Regions from separate parts of the Mus musculus genome. Here all the other regions are linked to region 2. Evidence: chromatin loops called from intact Hi-C (ENCODE). Cell type or tissue: heart. All regions are shown on one strand. Each heading gives the region's core, and the rest is flanking DNA. Links, peaks and the distances in the headings are about the cores only.

The links. Peaks named below come from ENCODE experiments on the same cell type or tissue, not always from the same donor. Only the 100,000 strongest peaks of a DNase experiment are listed, where the experiment ranks them.
Region 1: a loop joins it to region 2, with 3 times the contacts of the local background. A loop is called at or near these places in 5 of 42 quality-filtered maps.
Region 3: it touches region 2 in a loop (5-fold over the local background); 6 of 42 quality-filtered maps call a loop at or near these places.

Annotation. Positions count from the first base shown.
Region 1 is chrX:74,301,527-74,307,465 of GRCm38, reverse strand. It overlaps Atp6ap1 (ATPase, H+ transporting, lysosomal accessory protein 1), which reads right to left. Exons shown (of 10, transcript NM_018794.4): 6 at 5,445-5,530; 7 at 4,866-5,104; 8 at 4,197-4,244; 9 at 3,880-4,108; 10 at 2,745-3,669. The coding sequence ends at 3,460. It overlaps Gdi1 (guanosine diphosphate (GDP) dissociation inhibitor 1), which reads right to left and starts at 2,454. Exons shown (of 11, transcript NM_010273.4): 1 at 2,025-2,454; 2 at 780-887; 3 at 522-621; 4 at 229-363. The coding sequence starts at 2,069. In heart, for the core only: a CTCF peak has its summit at 2,521; DNase peaks (open chromatin) are centred at 2,225 and 2,435; H3K4me3 peaks cover 2,068 bases; H3K27ac peaks cover 1,752 bases.
Region 2 is chrX:74,245,568-74,251,506 of GRCm38, reverse strand. Flna (filamin, alpha) reads left to right here and starts at 4,973. Exons shown (of 46, transcript NM_010227.3): 1 at 4,973-5,443. The coding sequence starts at 5,071. In heart, for the core only: CTCF peaks have their summits at 1,758 (motif pointing left), 2,524 and 2,726; DNase peaks (open chromatin) are centred at 1,686, 2,676, 4,606 and 5,016; H3K4me3 peaks cover 3,749 bases; H3K27ac peaks cover 3,478 bases.
Region 3 is chrX:74,390,404-74,396,342 of GRCm38, reverse strand. It overlaps Fam3a (family with sequence similarity 3, member A), which reads left to right and starts at 3,069. Exons shown (of 9, transcript NM_025473.4): 1 at 3,069-3,668; 2 at 5,239-5,352; 3 at 5,846-5,869. The coding sequence starts at 3,656. It also overlaps a transcript of Ikbkg not described here. In heart, for the core only: a CTCF peak has its summit at 3,012; a DNase peak (open chromatin) is centred at 3,102; H3K4me3 peaks cover 1,488 bases; H3K27ac peaks cover 1,331 bases.

The DNA of each region.
Region 1 (5,939 bases), core at 641-5,640, 56 kb before region 2:
AGGGCAAGTAGGCCCTCTGACAAAAAGGAATCCTGTTCTGTGAACTTTCTGGCAACTTGCCAGGATGGGTAGCACTGTCCAATCAATACACTATAAAGTAAGGGTCCTCTAGGACTACACAGAGCTAAGATTAGTTTCAGGCAAAGATGAGCCTTTTGCCTAACTGTCCTGAAAATAGTCTGTCTCATCCAGCCCCATTATTCTCTGGTTAAGGAGACTCATACTCACTAGAAGCCAAGGCCTCAGTCTCGGTGGATGGCACTTTGTAGATCTTGCCCCCCTTATATACAAAGCTGCCCTCTACCACCTTGAAGTCCAGATATCGAGTCACTTCTGTATATAGTAGCATCTTTACCAGCTGACCTGTGTCCAGAGGAAATAAGGGACATTGTTGTGTTTTCCTTCAAAAACTCTCAGTAGTCTGACTGACCATATTCTTGAGATTGACCAATCTCTCCCCACTCCGTCTTCCCACTCACCACCCCCAAAACCATATACAGCATCTTTTTAATCTCTCTCACCATTGGCCATGAGGAATTTGGGGATCAAGTCAACATTCCAGTCTCGGCCCCGGCCCATTGATTCAGGGGGCCCTTCCAGTATCTGAAAGCGCTTATATAGCTGTAAGCAGGACAGGAAAGAAAGAAAAATGTCAAGGACCTGTCGCCCTTTCCCACTCTCCTGCCCAGTACCTGAGAATTACTTCGCCCCCTTATACCTATGTGGAAGACTAACAAGGATCTGGGTCTAAGCCCAGGTCTAAGAATAAGAAATCTTACCTCCTCCAGGGGTGTGATGGAAGAGCTCTCACCCCCATAGTAGGGGTTTCGGTCCATGTGCAGCACCTTCTTTCCATTCACAGACATGATGCCAGACAGGATGCATTCCTGGGGAAGGAGTGACATTTGCAGCTATACCCCATAACCCTCCAACTTGCTTCATGCCCACCACCAATTTTATAATGCAGCTCTTTTCAGTGCCTAAAACTGGGGAGGAGAAGATGGCTTCATATGATGTTTCCTTTACAACCCTGCTGAGTAAACTACTGGAGCATTAAAGGAGGTTTGGGGGGCAGAGCTTTCAGCTTCCAAGTCTTCCAGCATCAACAAGCCAAGAGAAGTATCTACTTCTCTGAGCCCACAAAAAGACAATGAGTCTACAAGAAGAACCAATTCAAAGGACCTTTGAAAGAGAAGGCCAAGTCCTTGAAATCCCAGGCCCCACCCTGCTCCTCCTTCAAAGGGCAGGAGCCCCTGACTCTCTTCTGGCCCTATCCACTGGTCTAGACTCAGGGTTCAAACTAAAAAGATTTAGGCCGGGGGTGGGGGTTGGGGGGGGCGGGGGCAGGGAAGAGACAAACACCCTCACCAGTCAGTCACTAACCCAAGGACAAAGGCTGAGGATATATATTCAGTCTGAGATCTCCATGGGAAACCAAGTTGGGGCAGAGGTAAAGTGGTCACTACCCCCCCCCCACACCCCCCACACACACACTCCTGCTGTCTCTGGAACATTCCATGGGTTTCCTATCCCATCCCAAAAAGCAGAAAAGCATGATGAGGGCCCACCCTTGTAATGTCCCCATACCCATCTTCATATTCCATCCCCTAGTTTGATCACAAGATGGTAAGGGATGCTAATCAAGGCCTTGGAGCAGGTGATGAGTTCAGGCAAAGGGTGGGGGCTGGGTGCAATGGTTCCACTGTGTGTGTGGGGGGGTGAGTTTTCCACCTCGGTGATAGAGATAGGGAAGAATAGGGGTCTGAGGTTAAGTACTAGAGTGCAGGAACACAGGACAAAGTGGGGCCCTCTACAGAGAATTGGGAACTGGAATCGACATCCTAGGGTGAGGTAGTGGGTTGGGCATGGGGTTGGTTTTCCCAGGGCTGGAGCTAGGATGATGGGAGGATGGATCGGATACCGGACTCTGCATCAATGCGGGATGGAGTGGGGTGGGGAGGGATGGCGTGGGGTGGGGAGGGATGGCATGATGCAGGGCTATGAGAGCCTGAAGTGGCACTTACGGTAAGACCTGTCCCCAGCACAATCACATCGTATTCCTCATCCATGATCAGGCCTTGGTACCAGCGTCCGCTCTGCTCCTCCTCCTTCACCACAGCAGCCGCTACCACTACCTCTACTATTGCTACTGCTGCTACTGCCGCTGCTGCTGCTGCCCCTGCCGCTGCTTCTGTCACTGCCGCCGCACTGAACCAAAGATGGCGTCTGTCGGTTGTCTCCTGATCCCTACGCAGCGTTAATGAGTCCCTCTCTCTCTCCGCTGGCCCCGCCCCGCCCAACCAGTCATCATTTCCTTGCTTGTTTTCTGGGAGGGCTTCTGTCACCTGGGTCCCAGCACCAGAATGACTGCAGGGGTTATCGGGGCTCTTCGTGAGCCCAGAAAAATACGGGGCGGGGCAGGCCGGCAGCAGGTGCTGAGTCCTCCGAAAGATCCTTGCGCGGGAGCCGCGCGCGCCCCGCCCCGCCCCGCGCGCTCCCGTACCGCCCCCTGGGAGAAACACAAGGTATGGAAGCCCTGCTGTGTGTTGTTGCACAGTAGCGGAGCTACCATTGTCAGGATTCCTCCCAAGGCCAGGAAAAGTAACAAGCCTCTACTCTAAGTAGGTTTGTTAAGAGTATCAGCTTACTGAAGACCCTCCCACCCTTCCTCTCTCACCTCTTGCATGACTGGACTACATCTGAGCACTTCTTCCCTTCAGTCAAGAAAAAAAAATCTACTGTTCAGTGCAGAAATGAGTGACACGAAGCCCAACACAAGGCAACACGTCTTTATTTTATTAGGAAGGAAACAACAGAGCAACCCCCCACACACACCTCCGGCCTCTTGACAGGCAGTCTTTATGGGAATAATCCAGAAACCCAGTGAGCACACTTTGTTCACCAATCCTCGTGATGGTTTCTTCCTTCCCAGGCCACAGAAATAAACCCCAGTGTACCACTCACTCTTAACACATCACCCCTCCCCCCCAAAAAACATAACAGCTAAGCTGGACAGACAGTCAAGTAGTCTTTCCACACCTCGCAAATTCAAGGAACCTCAAGTTCATGGCTGTTGCTGGAAGCTCCATAAAGCTTGGGGAGTGAGCATTTACTACACAAAAGCACTATAAACAGCAAGGAATAATAGCAGAGGGGCAAGAATAAATAAGGAGAGAGGGTAAAGGGGAGACCCTAGAATTAAGGTCCCTTCCCCTCTTGATGATGAAGCCTGGAAGATTTATCTAATATCTATGAAGAATACACTTTGTTGGTAGAGATGGGGGATAGCCACAGGGGAGTCCCTCTCCGGGTTAAAGAGGAAGCAAGAGAGACTGAGGGTGGCGTATGTAGGGTTCATGCTATAGTAGGAAGAGGACAAACCTTTCCATCCACTGTGTCACAAAACAGAAACATGACAACCTAGACACCAATACTCCCTCAATTCCTCTCAGGTGTATGTCACACAATCTGGGTCAAAGTGATGGTGGGGCCCTTGTGGTCATCAAAGCGATCCATGGTCTTTAGGCTGAGTATCATGTGCAGACCATAGGTGAATATGAAAAGCATGAAGAGGGTGGTGAGCAGACCCATCCAGATGCCCGGAGAGAAGAAACCAGCACAGTCGCTAGCATAGGAGAACTGTTCACCAGTCACATTGAAGGCCTGGATCTAGGAGACACATTGACATGGATCAGATGGTTCCACAAGGTTCCACACACAGTAAGAGCTGGGATTCTGGAATCAATGAATAATCTATACCTTCAGAGACTGCACAAGGCTGGAACTCTCAGCTACATGCTCAAACCATACTGAGATTCTCTGGGCCCTTCTTCCCTCCCCTTACTGCCACCAGCTTGGGGCCCATCACCCTTTCAATACCTGGAAGTTATGAAGAGTCATCTGCCAGACTGAGGGCACGTTGGTCACAAGGAGATTGCCTTTCTTGCTCACACTGCTGACGTACTCACAGTGGAAAGAATAGATGCTAGGTCCTGTGACTTGGGAAACATTGAAATGGGCAACAGAGCCATTGCTGTGGATTTCAAGTCGTTCCATGGCAAACCAATATCGGGCAGACACTGGATAGAAGCGACTAGCCAGAATGAACCTGGGAGGCAGGGGATGCAGAGATGTCAGATGAACAGAACAGAGTGAAGACACGCCAGCCCTGACAAACTTCAGCCAACAGAACTTACTTGAATGTCACTGTTGCACCAAAGAGTGGCTCATAGGTCAGTGAAAGCCTATGGAACAAGGCAGAGGAGTACTGTCAGGCTCTAGAAGGATCTTAAGAAGGTCCTCATCAGGTTGGCTCCAACCTAAGCTGCCCTAGATCCATCCTTATAGTCACCTGCCAATACAGTGTCCCCATTTACCATATGGGAAAAGTAAAGTTCCAGTCATAAGCAAATCAGGAGCAGTTGTGAAACAATTAGGTTTCACATCTCCAACTTAGGATTCCTTCCTCTGGTTCCTAGGCCTCCTTCTTGGGGTTATTCAGCTGCCTGCTGAGGTTTCAAGGGTAGGAAACCTAGGACTGGTTTTAACAGTTGGTTTGATATTTGCCTACATGCAGTCCCAGGGGTTGGGTTCAAAAACGGTCCAGGATCCCAAGGGACTATGTGGTAATAAAAGCTCAGGACCCAACAACCAATACCTAAAAAAACATGAGAAGGCCAAACTCTTAAGAGGCTCCCTCACCAGTAACCTCCCAGCAATATCACCCTGCGATACTGTGACATCTATGTCCTTGGTGAACATACCACACAAACATAATCCCACATCCTTGTCCTGTACTGAGCTCACAGTGACAGGAAGACCATGTGTGATAGGATAGCCCTTCCTTCTCTTCCTATAACCCTTACATGGCAAAGGAGTCATTCCAGAAGGAGCCGGTCAAGTTAAGATTCTCCACACCAAAGGTGAGGGAGGTCAAGTCTTTCCACTCGTCTTTGTATGCCACAGAGAAGTTTTGTGCCCAAAACAGGATCCTTGGGGCAGTGTCATTGTAACTCACAGGAGGATGGATCGCAGGAGATGCCACCTGAGTCTGAAGCAGCTGGCGACCTAGACCCCCAGCCACCATGGTTATATCACGGGCCACCTGTAGAAACATCCAACAAGCCTTCTCTCAACAGCCCTAAAAACAAAACCTAATCCACTGGACTGGTATTCCTTCCCCACTGGTTACCCTGTATACCATCTGAAAGTCCCTAGACCTGATATTCCATCTCCCTAAACTAACAATCACACTGCCCAAAGTGGCTCATAAGCAAAATGAAAAAAGGCACCATGGATGGAGGAAGCAATCCTCTGTCCATTAATCCCCCAAACTGAAGCCTCCTGAGAGATCCTGCCTGTGACATACCCCTTCATCTCTAGTCACACTCACCACATTGCCTCACACCCTCATTCCCCAGGGCCCCTGCTAGAAGAGTACATACTCTAGAAGGGCGGACTGCAGTAAGAGCTGCGGTGTAAGGGACATCTTCAGACTTGAGTGTGCTCAGTACCTGTCCGATGACCTCATCTGAAGAGTGACAAGAGAACAGAGAGCCAAGTCACTAGGTAGCTTGCTTAGAGAAATACTACCCATTGTCTGATTCAGAGACCTTCTAGACTATGAGAATTCAGTGCTGTTAGTTTCCACTGAGGACCTCTAAAAAACAGGTATTTCTCCTTCTACATACTCTGCCAGTCTCTCTGGGGACAATTGTAGCTCTCTGATGGCAAGCTAAACCTAAGTAAACAGAACATATAGTGATACAGAGAACTCAAAATCTACACAGCAGATGGGACTGTCCTTTACCACAAAGAAGTACTTTGCATAATGTTACTGGTCTATTAAATACAGAGATTCATTGTACTTGTACAAAAACTAGATTTTGGAGCTCTTGCACAGGGGGTCATAAGGCACTTGGATATCTCTGTCAGGTGGG
Region 2 (5,939 bases), core at 328-5,327:
TTAATCCTAAAATTAATCTTCATAGATTATAGACTTGAAAGGAGTTCGGTACACCAACTTCTTGTGTTTTCAGTGTGTGTGCACTGAGAGGGGCAATAAAGAGAGTTCTAATGCAATGTGTTTGGGGGGTGGAGGGTGTCCTGAAATACAACTACATATTCACCACCTCACCCATGCTCCTACCATCTTCCTACTCATTGATCTGGTTACTATGTCTGTGGGTAAATGGGTTTCTCCTCTAAAAGGACAGTCATTTTCATGAACTCTGGTGCAGCTACCTCATGAACCTGAAATCAGGCCACTAATTTAGCAAACAATGATAATCCATTTGTCTCTCTAGTAGAGGTTTCCTACTAGACAGAAAGTAAGAGACCTTAGTTCTATTTGGAGGCCAGAATGTGAAATGTCATTGCCAGCAGAGCCGACAAAGTTAGAAAGGCATGCATGCTCCCTGGAAAGGACCCCAGTGCTTTGCTCTTCAAGTTAAACTACAGATCACCAAATTGACTCTGCAAATGTGGTCAAACTCCCTCCCTCACTCTTCTTTCCATCTTTGTTATTGTTTGTTTTAGAGACAGGGTTTTTCTATGTAGCACTGGCTGTCCTGGAACTCACTCTGTAGACCAGGCTGGCCTCAGACTCACAGAGATTCTCCTGTCCGCCTCTAGAGTGCTGGGATTAAAGGCTTGTACTACCACTGCCTATTCTTTCCTATTCCTTCCTTCCTTCCTTCCTTCCCTCCCCTTCTCTTCTTTCTTCTCTTGTAGCTTGCCCTTCCTTCCCTTCCTCACTCTTTCTTCTTACTGTGTACACAGGCATGATGCAAACATAGCTCAATTGGGGTTGTAGGGAAAAAATAAAATAACTGAATGTTGAAATGTAATTTCTTTATTTGGCCTTCCCCTAGAAAGTGACATTTGAGTTGAATCTAAAGCTACCAGGAAATGGCCATGTAGAAGAGGAAGAGAGAGCTTGACAATATTAGGTAATGGCTATGTCCACTAAGTTCACAGATATTTGGCTCTTTGTACCACATTGCACATTCCCAGGCTTTGGGACTGCATTTGATTGCTTTGAGAATTCAGTATATTTCTTCTGTTTGTTCCCAGGTACCTAACAGGGGCCAAATCAATGATAGCTGAAGGTGGGGGTGGGGGTGTCATCACAGGGCTCAGGGACCTACTGGGGTCTTAGGAGTAGTTTGTGCTCACTACAATTACCTGTTATCTCTCATCCCATGGAGCAAGATCTGACTTGTGCGGCCAACCCAGGCTTGCTCAGAGACAGAAGGCTGTGACTGTGGGGAACTCCTCAGAATAGGTGGCCTTGGAACAGAGCCTCCTTTCTAACCAGGAAACACTTGGCTCCCCTACACTCATCTAGCCTCATAAAGGTTGGTCCTAAACATAGGGTTTGCAGACCCTGCTCTGGAGGTGAGCCCTACTCCCTTGAAGCCTGGCAGCCTTCACAGAGCGCTGAGCTCATTGGGGGGGCGGGGGGCGCGGCGTCGCTAGCACTTGAGCGGGGCACTTGAGCTCGTGGCGAGCCCCGCACCCACTCCCTGCCCCCAGCTCCCGGGCGATTTTTACCAATTAAGGCTTTCTTGCCGGGCCGGGCGCGGGGCGGGCGTGGGGCGGGGATGCAGCTAACAAGAAGGCGGGAGGCAGCGGCTCATTCGCGTGGAGGCGCGCAGCGCGCAGCGGACGCCAGTGGAGCTCTGAGGCTTCCGGCGCGGGCGCGAAGAGCTGGGCGCCACCCGGCGGTTAGAGGGACAGCAGGTGAGGGCTCTGTGGTCAGCTCCACGCCAGATAGTCTCCAGATAGTGGATGCAAGGCTCCTGAGCTGGGAAGAGGTCTGGAAAGCGAGAGGCCAAGACCAGGAGCAGGTTGGGTGTGGACTCAGGTCCCAGGCATTGCGTTGGTGTCCAGAGATAGCCTTGCATAGTTTACCACAAACTTATTGTGTCTATGTCCAGGAATCCAGGAACTCGAGCCTATGGGGGGAGTCCTTGAAAAGGGGGCTAGTATCTGAGCGTTTGGCAAGAGATGGGTACAGGCATGGGTGCCCATAAACTGGTCATTGTGTACCTATCCCGGAAAGGTCTTTTAAGACTAGTACCCTGATTAGGATAAGGGTGAGTGACAACTTGGAAGGACACTTTTTAGTCAGTGTCAAACGTGGACACAAGAGAGATGAAACAAGGGTGGATACAAGAGTCCTCTGCTGGTTTGGCTATGGGGAGCTGATTCCAGGGCTGTGGCAGGGGCATGGCCAACTAGATTTTTCAGTCTGGGTTTTGGGTCCTGTCTCAGGTTGGTTATGCTTATGTCATTGACGGCCAGGACATAAGCATCAGCATTCCTAGATACCAAAGTCAGACTGGGGCCAGAAAAAGTGGGTGGAATCCACCCGCAGTCAATTGCAGCTCCAGTTTGGCCAAGGTGTGAGCTCAGGAAATCACTGTTCTCTTCTGCCACACCTGGATTTGCTTTAAGGGAACTGGTCTCACTTTGGGGATTTTCTGTTTCCTTCCCTCCTGGCGCCCCCTGGCTACACAGGTCTAGAAATAGCTCTTCAGGATCCCAGTATAGCTGGTGGGCTTGGGCCTATAGTTCCCTGTGGGAGGGCCTGGTCTGGGGTCTGAGAGGAGTGGGGTGGGGAGGTGGGCGGGGTGTGTCTACCATCCAAGAATCTACTCCAAATAAGGGAAAATATGAAAGAGCTGGATTTTGGCTTCCTGGGGCTGCCTCATCTGGATCTTTGGGATGGAGCGACATCTGGTGGTGGCACTTGTGCACTCTAAGGCTAGGACACCCCCCCCCATTTCCTCTTTTCCCCCTAAATAGCCAAATCATAGGGCTGGAAGCTAGGAAACTCAAGTTCTTTGTGCTCTATTACTATGATTCAGTTTTCCTTGTTCTCTGTACATTAATGAACTCATGTGATCCAGCCAAATGGCATTGAATGAAAAATCATGTATTAATGCAATTCCGTACATGGGGCTTTGCTCTCCAGTAGATCAGGGGGACCAAAAATATTACCCTAATTGTGTCTTGAATAACATGGCTGGAAGTTTCCATTTGGGTTATCCCTGCACAGTTCTGCCATCATGTCCCCCAACTCAACCTTTGGCTCACTTGGTGCAGATATTTATGCAGGTGACTGGAGGTAGAATGGGGGGGAGGGATTCTGTACTGAAAATGTTATTTGACTGGCGATATCATAGACAATCTCAAGATGACTATGCTGAAAGGTTCTGCCCATTGTGATCAAAGCCCTATCATAGCCCTACCACAGGCAATGAAGACACTCCAGGCTGTGGGAGAGTCAACCATATTTGGGCATGACATGTTGGTCAACCCAAGGCCTCTTTCAGCCACTGGTCTTTATCTATCTATCTATCTATCTATCTATCTATCTATCTAATTAATTTTATGTGCATAATTTTGCCTGCATTCATGTCTGTGTGAAGGTGTCATATTCCCTGGAGCTAGAGTTACAGACAGTTGTAAGCTTTCATATGGGTGCTGGGAATTGAATCTGGGTCCTCTGAAAGAGCAGCCACTGCTCTTAACCACAGAGCCATCTCTCCAGCCCCGGCGGCCACTGGTCTTAGAATTGAGAAGTAGGGACAGAAGCCTGTCTTTCTGGAAAAACAATTTAACATTCTGGAGAGGCTTGAAGTACAGAGTAAGTAGATGGAAAAGTCTACCACGGGAAAGACATAGGTAAGATGAATCCCCTTAACTAAAGAGGATGGTTGGGAGTATCCCCTACAGTTTTCTTTTTCTGTATCTTCGCTCCTTTCTGTCCCAGCACAGCATCCTCATCACTATCTCCAGAGAATATCTATCATTAAATTAACTTTTAGTGAGTAGCTTCACACTACTTAGGGAACACACTCAGGCTCCTTAGCAAGCCTTGATGTCTGGTGACTCTCCTTTCTTCAGTAATCTGGGACCCTCTCCCTGAGCCCCTCCACATCTCTAGGGTCACAGCAAGGCTTGGGACTGTTCAGCCAGAGAAGACCTCTCCCCCCAGAATTCCTCAGGGCCCAAGGTAGAACAGTGAGTATGGCAGGTACAAGGTGTACAGATCTACATGCATCACAGGGCAGGCAGGCAGGCAGGCAGGCAGGCGCCCTCTGATTGTGTGCATTGGCATACCCTGGACCTTTGGAAAGCTGCTTGATCCTGTAGTGCTGGTGGCCACTTGGCCCAGTGCTGGCCCCATTTCCTCGCGGATGGAACTAGGCAGTAGAGAAGACGACGGTGGGAATGGGCCTGTGCAGGTGTGCAGGCCAGGGTCATGGAGACTGGGAAGACCAAAGGAGATGGGTAGGGAGTGCCAGGGCTCTGTGGGTGTCTATGTTAGGTGATGAGAGCCCTGTCTGACAGCATACAAAGAGCTCTCAGCAGCGTTAGGCGCTCTGGAAGGGTTCGCTCACAGGATTGCTTTACTCTGCTGTGGATCACACTGTGGCTGAGAACCCTAAGCTCGGGAAGAATAGAGAATGTAGAAGAGGGTACAGGGTCAGGGCGGAGCCCAAGTGATACCGGGACATTATTCGCTCCGCCTTCTGCAGGGACCTTGGGGAAAGAAAGTCCCTTGTAAGGGTGTGCCTGCTGGAGCTGAGCAATTCTGTGACAGAATTGCTCAAGCGTTCCTAGATCTGGGGTCCGTTTCCTGTAGTACTGTAGCGGATGTTGCCAGACCTTTTTGTGCTCTTTGGGGCTCAAAGACCCTTTCTGAAGCAGCGGGGCTGAGTTGCTTTTGGCGGAGTGCAGAGGCAGCTTCGGGGGATGGGGGCGGGGGGCGTTGTGGGGCATTCCAACGGGAGGGGCGAGGTGGGGCGGGCGCGGCCCAGAAGCCCCACCCAGAGGCTCCGCCCCCAAGGAAACTTTGCCTCTGGCTCCGCCTTTCGCATACATTTAAAGGGCTCGCTCTTTCCGCAGTGCAACCTCTGTTCTGTGCCTCGTCGTTCATGCTCGGAGGTGCCTACTGCTTTAATTAAAGGGCCGTCCCATCGGCGAAGCTGCAGCACCGCCCCTCCGTTCCTCGCGCCTCAAAATGAGTAGCTCTCACTCCCGCTGTGGCCAGAGTGCGGCGGTTGCGTCTCCGGGAGGCAGTATCGATTCACGGGACGCGGAGATGCCGGCTACCGAAAAAGACCTAGCAGAAGATGCACCGTGGAAGAAAATTCAGCAGAACACATTCACCCGCTGGTGCAATGAGCACCTTAAGTGCGTAAGCAAGCGCATCGCCAATCTGCAGACGGACCTGAGCGATGGGTTGCGGCTCATCGCGCTGCTCGAGGTACTCAGCCAGAAGAAAATGCACCGCAAGCACAACCAAAGACCCACTTTCCGCCAGATGCAGCTCGAAAATGTGTCGGTGGCGCTTGAATTCCTGGACCGTGAGAGCATCAAGCTCGTGTCCATAGGTGAGGGCACGGGCTACACTGGGGCGCTGAGTGGGTGCGGGCGTGGTCGCAACAAATTCTTCCTTTCTTCTCCTCTAGAGTCTCTCCTAGTTGTCTTCCCTAGCTGCTGCACACAACCAAGGCTACCACTAGGCCCCTTAGCCGCCTTGTTCTTTGAGGTCCTCGAGAACAAAAGGCTGGCCTGGCGAGCATGCGAACCGCTACGCGCCCCCGCCCGCAGCGCCTTGCTGGCCTGCTCCCAGGCTGAGCTCACATCCTCTGTAGGCCGCGCCCCCAACGCTGCACCCGAGGTGGGACAGGCACAGACTAGGCTTCTGCCTCTGAGAGCCGCACCCCATCCCTGGGATACCCATGCTTTCCACCTACAACAATTTTAAAAGTACCCTTCTAGCATTTGGCTGCCTCTGCAGTTCTAAAGTGAAGGTTGTAGCTTGTTCTCCTATTTATGTAGGACTCCCTCAACTTCTTGCCCTGGAACATGCTTCCCCATTGGAGA
Region 3 (5,939 bases), core at 641-5,640, 140 kb before region 2:
GACAGCATTTAGCTAACTTCCCTGCCCTGTTCAATCTGGACAGAGCACAGTGGCTTTCTAAAGCTACATGTAGAATCTCACATATATTTTTGTTTGCCCAACCAAAATATCAACAAAAGTGAAATATTTAGAGGTTTGGTCTGAAGAGATTTCTCATTGATAAGAGTATGTATTGCCTTTTCAGAGGACCCAGGCTCAGTTCCCAGCACCCACATAACAGCTCAGAAACATCTGTAACTCCAGCTCGAGGGAATGCAACACCTTCTTCTGGCCTCCAAAAGCACCAAGTATAGACGTGGTGCACAGACATACACGCAGGCAAAACAGCCATGCACATAAAATAAAACAAATAAAATAAATTTAAAATTTAAAAATTAATAAAATTTATCTGTCAAATGTTGAAAATGTGGACTAGAGCCAGATATGCTGTCATATCCTATAATCCCAGCATTTAAGAAACAGAGACAGGGGGGCTGGAGAGATGGCTCAGCGGTTAAGAGCGCCGACTGCTCTTCCAAAGGTTCTGAGTTCAAATCCCAGCAACCACATGGTGGCTCACAACCATCCGTAATGAGATCTGGTGCCCTGTTCTGGAGTGTCTGAAGACAGCTACAGTGTATACAATAAATAAATAAATAAATAAATAAATAAATAAAAAGAAACAGAGACAGGAGAACATGGAGTTCAAGGTTATCTTTGCATGCACAGTAAGTGTGAGCCTTTTTGTGTTCACTTCACTCTGATTTCATTACATGTATTTAAAGTTAGTGTGCATGTGTGCAGATACAGGTGTCATAGTGAAGAGACACAAGGTAACCCACCCTTGTCTCTGTGCGCTGAGTCTCTCACTCCCTAGTCCCCATGCCAAGTTAAACAGCCAGCACTCCCACCTTGGTGCAGATGTCCCCTACCTTTGAAGGAGGCAGAAAATTAATGCCCTTGAAGTGATAAGGCTCCCATTCTTGAGCTATCAGAAAGAGGCAACCGAGTGTTCCCAGACAGCTATGGCCAGCTTGTAAAAATACACTAGCCTCTGATTACAGAATGAGTTATTTCTCCCCAGGTCAAAAAGATCCTTTTCCAGATGTATCAAACAAACATCAGTTTTGAAGGATAGCATTCCTTTACTGCCTATCATGTAATGCCAAGACTTGAATGCCCCAGCTTATGCATCTCATTCATATATATATATGTGAATATAATTTAACCATTTAATTGTATTTTTTCCAAGACAGGGTTTTTCTATGTAGCCCTGGTTGTCCTAGAACTCACTCTGTAGACCAGGCTAGCCTCAAACTCACAGAGATTCACCTGCCCCTGTCTCCAGAATACTGGGATTAAAGGCATGTGCCACCATCCCTAGCTTTAATTGTCCATTTTAAATGATAAAGGGCTGAGGTTTTGTGTCAGCCATAAGGCATATGTATGTCAAAAGCCATAAATTTAATTTTCAGAACACACACACACAAAGTCCTGGAGAAAATAGACTGAAAGTTTGTCCCATGAGTCATAAAAGACCTGGATCTCCACCTATAATCCCAGAACTAAGTAGGTATAAGCAAGAGGTCCAAGGACATCCTTGGAAACATAGTGAGTTAAAGAATATACGAAATTCCCATCTCAAAAAATATGTAGCAGGACTGGGTGTGTTAGCATACGCCTTTAATTCCATCATTCAGAAGGCATTTAATTCCATCATTCTGTACATTTGAGGCCAGCCTGGTCTACAGATGCCCTTGACCACAAGCATTGGAGAGTGCCTATGAGGAAGTACTCAGTCAATATGGAAACTACTGTATTCTTTTTTTTTTAATATTCATTTTGTTGTTGTTGCTGTTACTATTTTATCTTTACTTAATGTTTTATTTTAAAAATTAATTATTATTTGTGTGTGTGTGTGGAGGAGGAGGAGGAGGAAGAGGAGGAAGAGATCAGAGAGGTGCCAGATCCCCTGAAGCGGTTGTGAGCTGCCTTATGTGAGTGTAAGGAATCCAGCCCGGGTATCCTGCAAGAACAGTATGTGCCCTTAACCACTGAGTCATCTCTCCAGCTTCCTACAATTTTTGAAATTTTATTTTTTTTATATAAGTGGTTTCCCTACATGTACCACATGTGGTACGTGTACCACATGCATGCCTGGCGCCTGAGATGGTCAGAATAAGACATCAGATTCCCTGAGACAGGTTTCATGCAGCTAAGGCTGACCTCAAAGTTGCTAAGTGGCCGAGGATGCTTTAAACCCTTTATCCTCCTCTCCCGTCTCCACTTTCCAAGTGCTGAGATTACAAGTGTAACCAAATTGAAAACGCTATCATCTAACCAAAACAGTGCTTCTGTAAACTTTTCTGTATTTTGGAGCATTATGGAAGTGGGGTGGAGTTCCTGTAAGTAAGACCATTGGGTCAAAGGACAGGAATGCAGCTGCCTGAGACACAGATAGATCCAGCTTAAAAGGACTGGCCCAGCTGCCCTGGCACTGTAGGCGGTCAGGGGAAAAGGCTCAAACATGAGGGTCAGGAGCAATGTTCCAAACATCCCTTCACTGATTGATACATAAAACAGAACGCTCTCACGAAAGAACACTAAGCAGAAAGAAAGCAACCAAAGGCTCAGGTTTACCTCCGCATGTGCTTCTGAACCGTCCATGCTCTTAAAGAACACATATCAACCTTAAGTCATTATCTGTGTCCCCGCATCCATCCTCTTATGAGCCATGAAAGCTCTGATATCAAGTCACAATCGGAGCTTCAGCTCATCAAATATAGAAATAGATCGCTCACCTAAGAGGACGTGTGGAGGAAGTGGGAATGGGGGCTCTGGTGTTTTATGCCCGTAATTCCAACATTTGAGAGCCTGAAGCAGGTGAATCGCTCCAAGTTTGAGAACAGCCTGGGTTACATAGAGTTAAGCAAACATGAACTGTAAAGTGTATAGTACCTCAAAGTCTAGAAGGAGATTTCATCTTGAAGCAGTGACACTGTAGGAAGCTAGGCGGCTCAGCTTTAGCACAAGAGGAGTGCACAGCCACACTCGGCACCTCCCACCCAGCCTCTGGAGGAGAGGGAGGAGGCCGGTCTGGAGGTGGAGCCTCCGTGAGGACCTGCGGACCTACAGCACAGCCTATGGGCCTATGGCGGAGCGACGCCTGTGGGCTGTGGCCTTCTGCGGGCGGCCATTGTCGTGCCTGATAAGCTTTTCTACGTGACTCACTTGCTTCACCTAGCCGGCAGAGCGAGACAACTGGGTAACTCCCTGATCCGGTCTGCTTCTCCCTACACCCAGACAACATCCTTGGCCCGCCCAATCTCTGCCACCAGCCTCGAGCGGATCGACCTGAGCCCCGGGCCTAGCACCGGAGGGATCCGGGTGGAGAAGAATCATTGCTACGCTCCAGTCCTGGAGTCTGTTAGCCAGACTGTGAGGCGCAACGGATTCCTAAGGCTCTCCTGGCCAGGCAGGACTTCTCCCAGCACTCACGAGGAACTGAGCCTGGACTGGTGTTTGGAGGAACAAGTCATAACACCGATCGCTCCCAGCACAGACTTGCCACTGCCCCCACCCCCAAACCTACTCTCTCCTGTTTCATTCCCCCCAGAACCCACAGTTCCCAAACAGTGCACCTGCGGGAGATCTCAACCCAGCTGGAGAAGTGGACATGAGGTTGGCAGGTGGGTGGCTTCCACAGCGAACTGAAGAGAGGCCAGGTGTCCTAGTGCCTGTGTTAGGAGAGGCCTGGGTGGTCACTGGTTTGTTTATTTATTAATGGATGACTGTGCACAAGCACTCATTTTATGAGCAAATTCACCTCTGAGGACTTCAGCTTCCCAAACTATAAGGATTGATTTTATATAGAGAGATAGATATAGATAGATGTTGATAATATATATAATCAATATATATAAGTTAAGGATATATATATATATATATATATATAAAATCTCCAGAGATTGAATGGATGGAGAGGAGTGGATAGTAGAGATAGAGAGATGTAGCCAGAAGAGAACTGACTTAGGTGCCTTTGAGGTTGGGTATGATCTAAGTGGTAGCTCTGCTGTCAGCTGGACTACAAACATGAATGTGCCTTGGAGGGACTGTTTGGGGTGAGAGTAGAATTTGAAAACTGGTAAAGTAGCAGCTTTGTGGATAAGTCCAAATTGGACATTAAGGAACTGGCTGGGAGGATATGAGTTCAAGACAGATCTGGGCTGGAGGTGTAAGGTGTCATTGCTGCATGGTGAAATCTCCCATACAGTATGAAGATGGGAGAAGGCAGCCTGGAAAAGAACACCTTTTGAGGAGAGAGTAATGGAACACAATCTAACCAACAAAGGGAGTCCCAGAGAATGGGGTCAGGAGACAGTACTGTCCTGGAATCTAGTAGTGAAGTGTCAAGAAAGAGCAGTCAGACAATCAGAAATGTGACATCATAAAAGTCATAGGTGGTCTTGTTTGGAAGGTTATTTAGTTGGTGTTATGGGAGCACGACTAGATTGGAAGAATTTTGGGAGAGAGTTGGGGAGTGAGGTAATAGAAATCACAATGTAGATGACTTTTATGTGTATGCTGGGGGATGGAAACCAGGGTCTTATGCATGCTGAGCAAATGCTCTACCACAGAGCTATATCCCAAGCCAGAATATAAATTTTTAAAGAGTTTGGTGGAGAAGAGGAAGATGAAGAATCAAAGAATGAGATTTTTCTTTCAGGAGCTCTGTTTCATCTTTATCTTACTAAGTTAGGACCTGTTGATAATATGAGAGAAAGTGAGATAGAAAGAAGTCTTAGCACAATGTATCTGAGACAGGAGATATCTTGATGGATCCTGAAGCAGGTAGAAGGACTGGTCTTTACAAGGAGTATAGAGCTTCCAACAGAACAAGAGGAAAGGCAAAGCAGATGGGTGAACTGTAAATATTCTGATAATTTCAGAGGCAAGATGCTGAGGTTGGTGCTATGAAACCTTCCCAGAGCATGAGTTCTAAAAGGCACCTCCAAACCTGCTGGGGAGACCCAAACAGAGCAGCCTCAAGGTTTGAACTCACGTTCTTCCGTCTACTAGGAGGAAGTTCAAGCCTCTCTTTTGGGTCTGGTAGATATCGATTGGTCCCCCACCTCCCAATCGTACCATCACTTGTTCCCAAGTAGAAGGGGAGATCTGGTCATGTGAGGTAGTGGGTTATTGCAGATTTTGTTCACTGATGTCTAAGATAGTCCTGCTCTGTGTCTATCCTGCCTGCAGGCCCCCTGCGCATCGTGGCCCTAATCATCATTATGGGTCTCACCTGGATCCTAGTCACCATCCTCCTAGGTGGTCCTGGTGTTGGCCTTCCTCGAATTCAGCAGTTCTTCACCAGTGAGTGTGGGAATCCTCTTGATTCACTATAGAGGCGCCCAATATGGGTTATGGTGGTTGGGTTTCCCATTACCTTCATGGCAGGCTTCCTTTTGCCCTAGGTCTATCTTCTAACACAAATGCATCCTTGTTTCCACGAACCATCCTAGAGAACAACACTCCTAATTGTAACCAATAGAGTGGAAGTTGATAGAGTAAGAGTAAGGAGTGGAAAGGCCTCCATTGATTATTAATCATCTTCGACTTTCCGTTGAGCTCTGAGACACACAAGGGATCTTGCACTTTGTCACTGGTGCCAAGTCACCTAAGCACTATTTACAATTCCAATTCATCCTTTTCCTGAAGCAGGCAGTTTTATATCAGGGCATCATTGAAACTTGAGCGGGGAACATGCCAAGTATAGCCTGACTTGGCCCTGAGTCCCTGAGCCTGGTTGTTCTGCTGGAGGCTCCTGGAGGCCTCCCTGCTAACAGAAAAAACTCTCTACTTACAGGCCCAGAGAACTCAGTGACTGCAGGTAAGCCTCCTGTCCCTTCCCTATTCCCCCCGTACCTGTACTTCAGACTGCCTTTTGTGACACCCCTGCA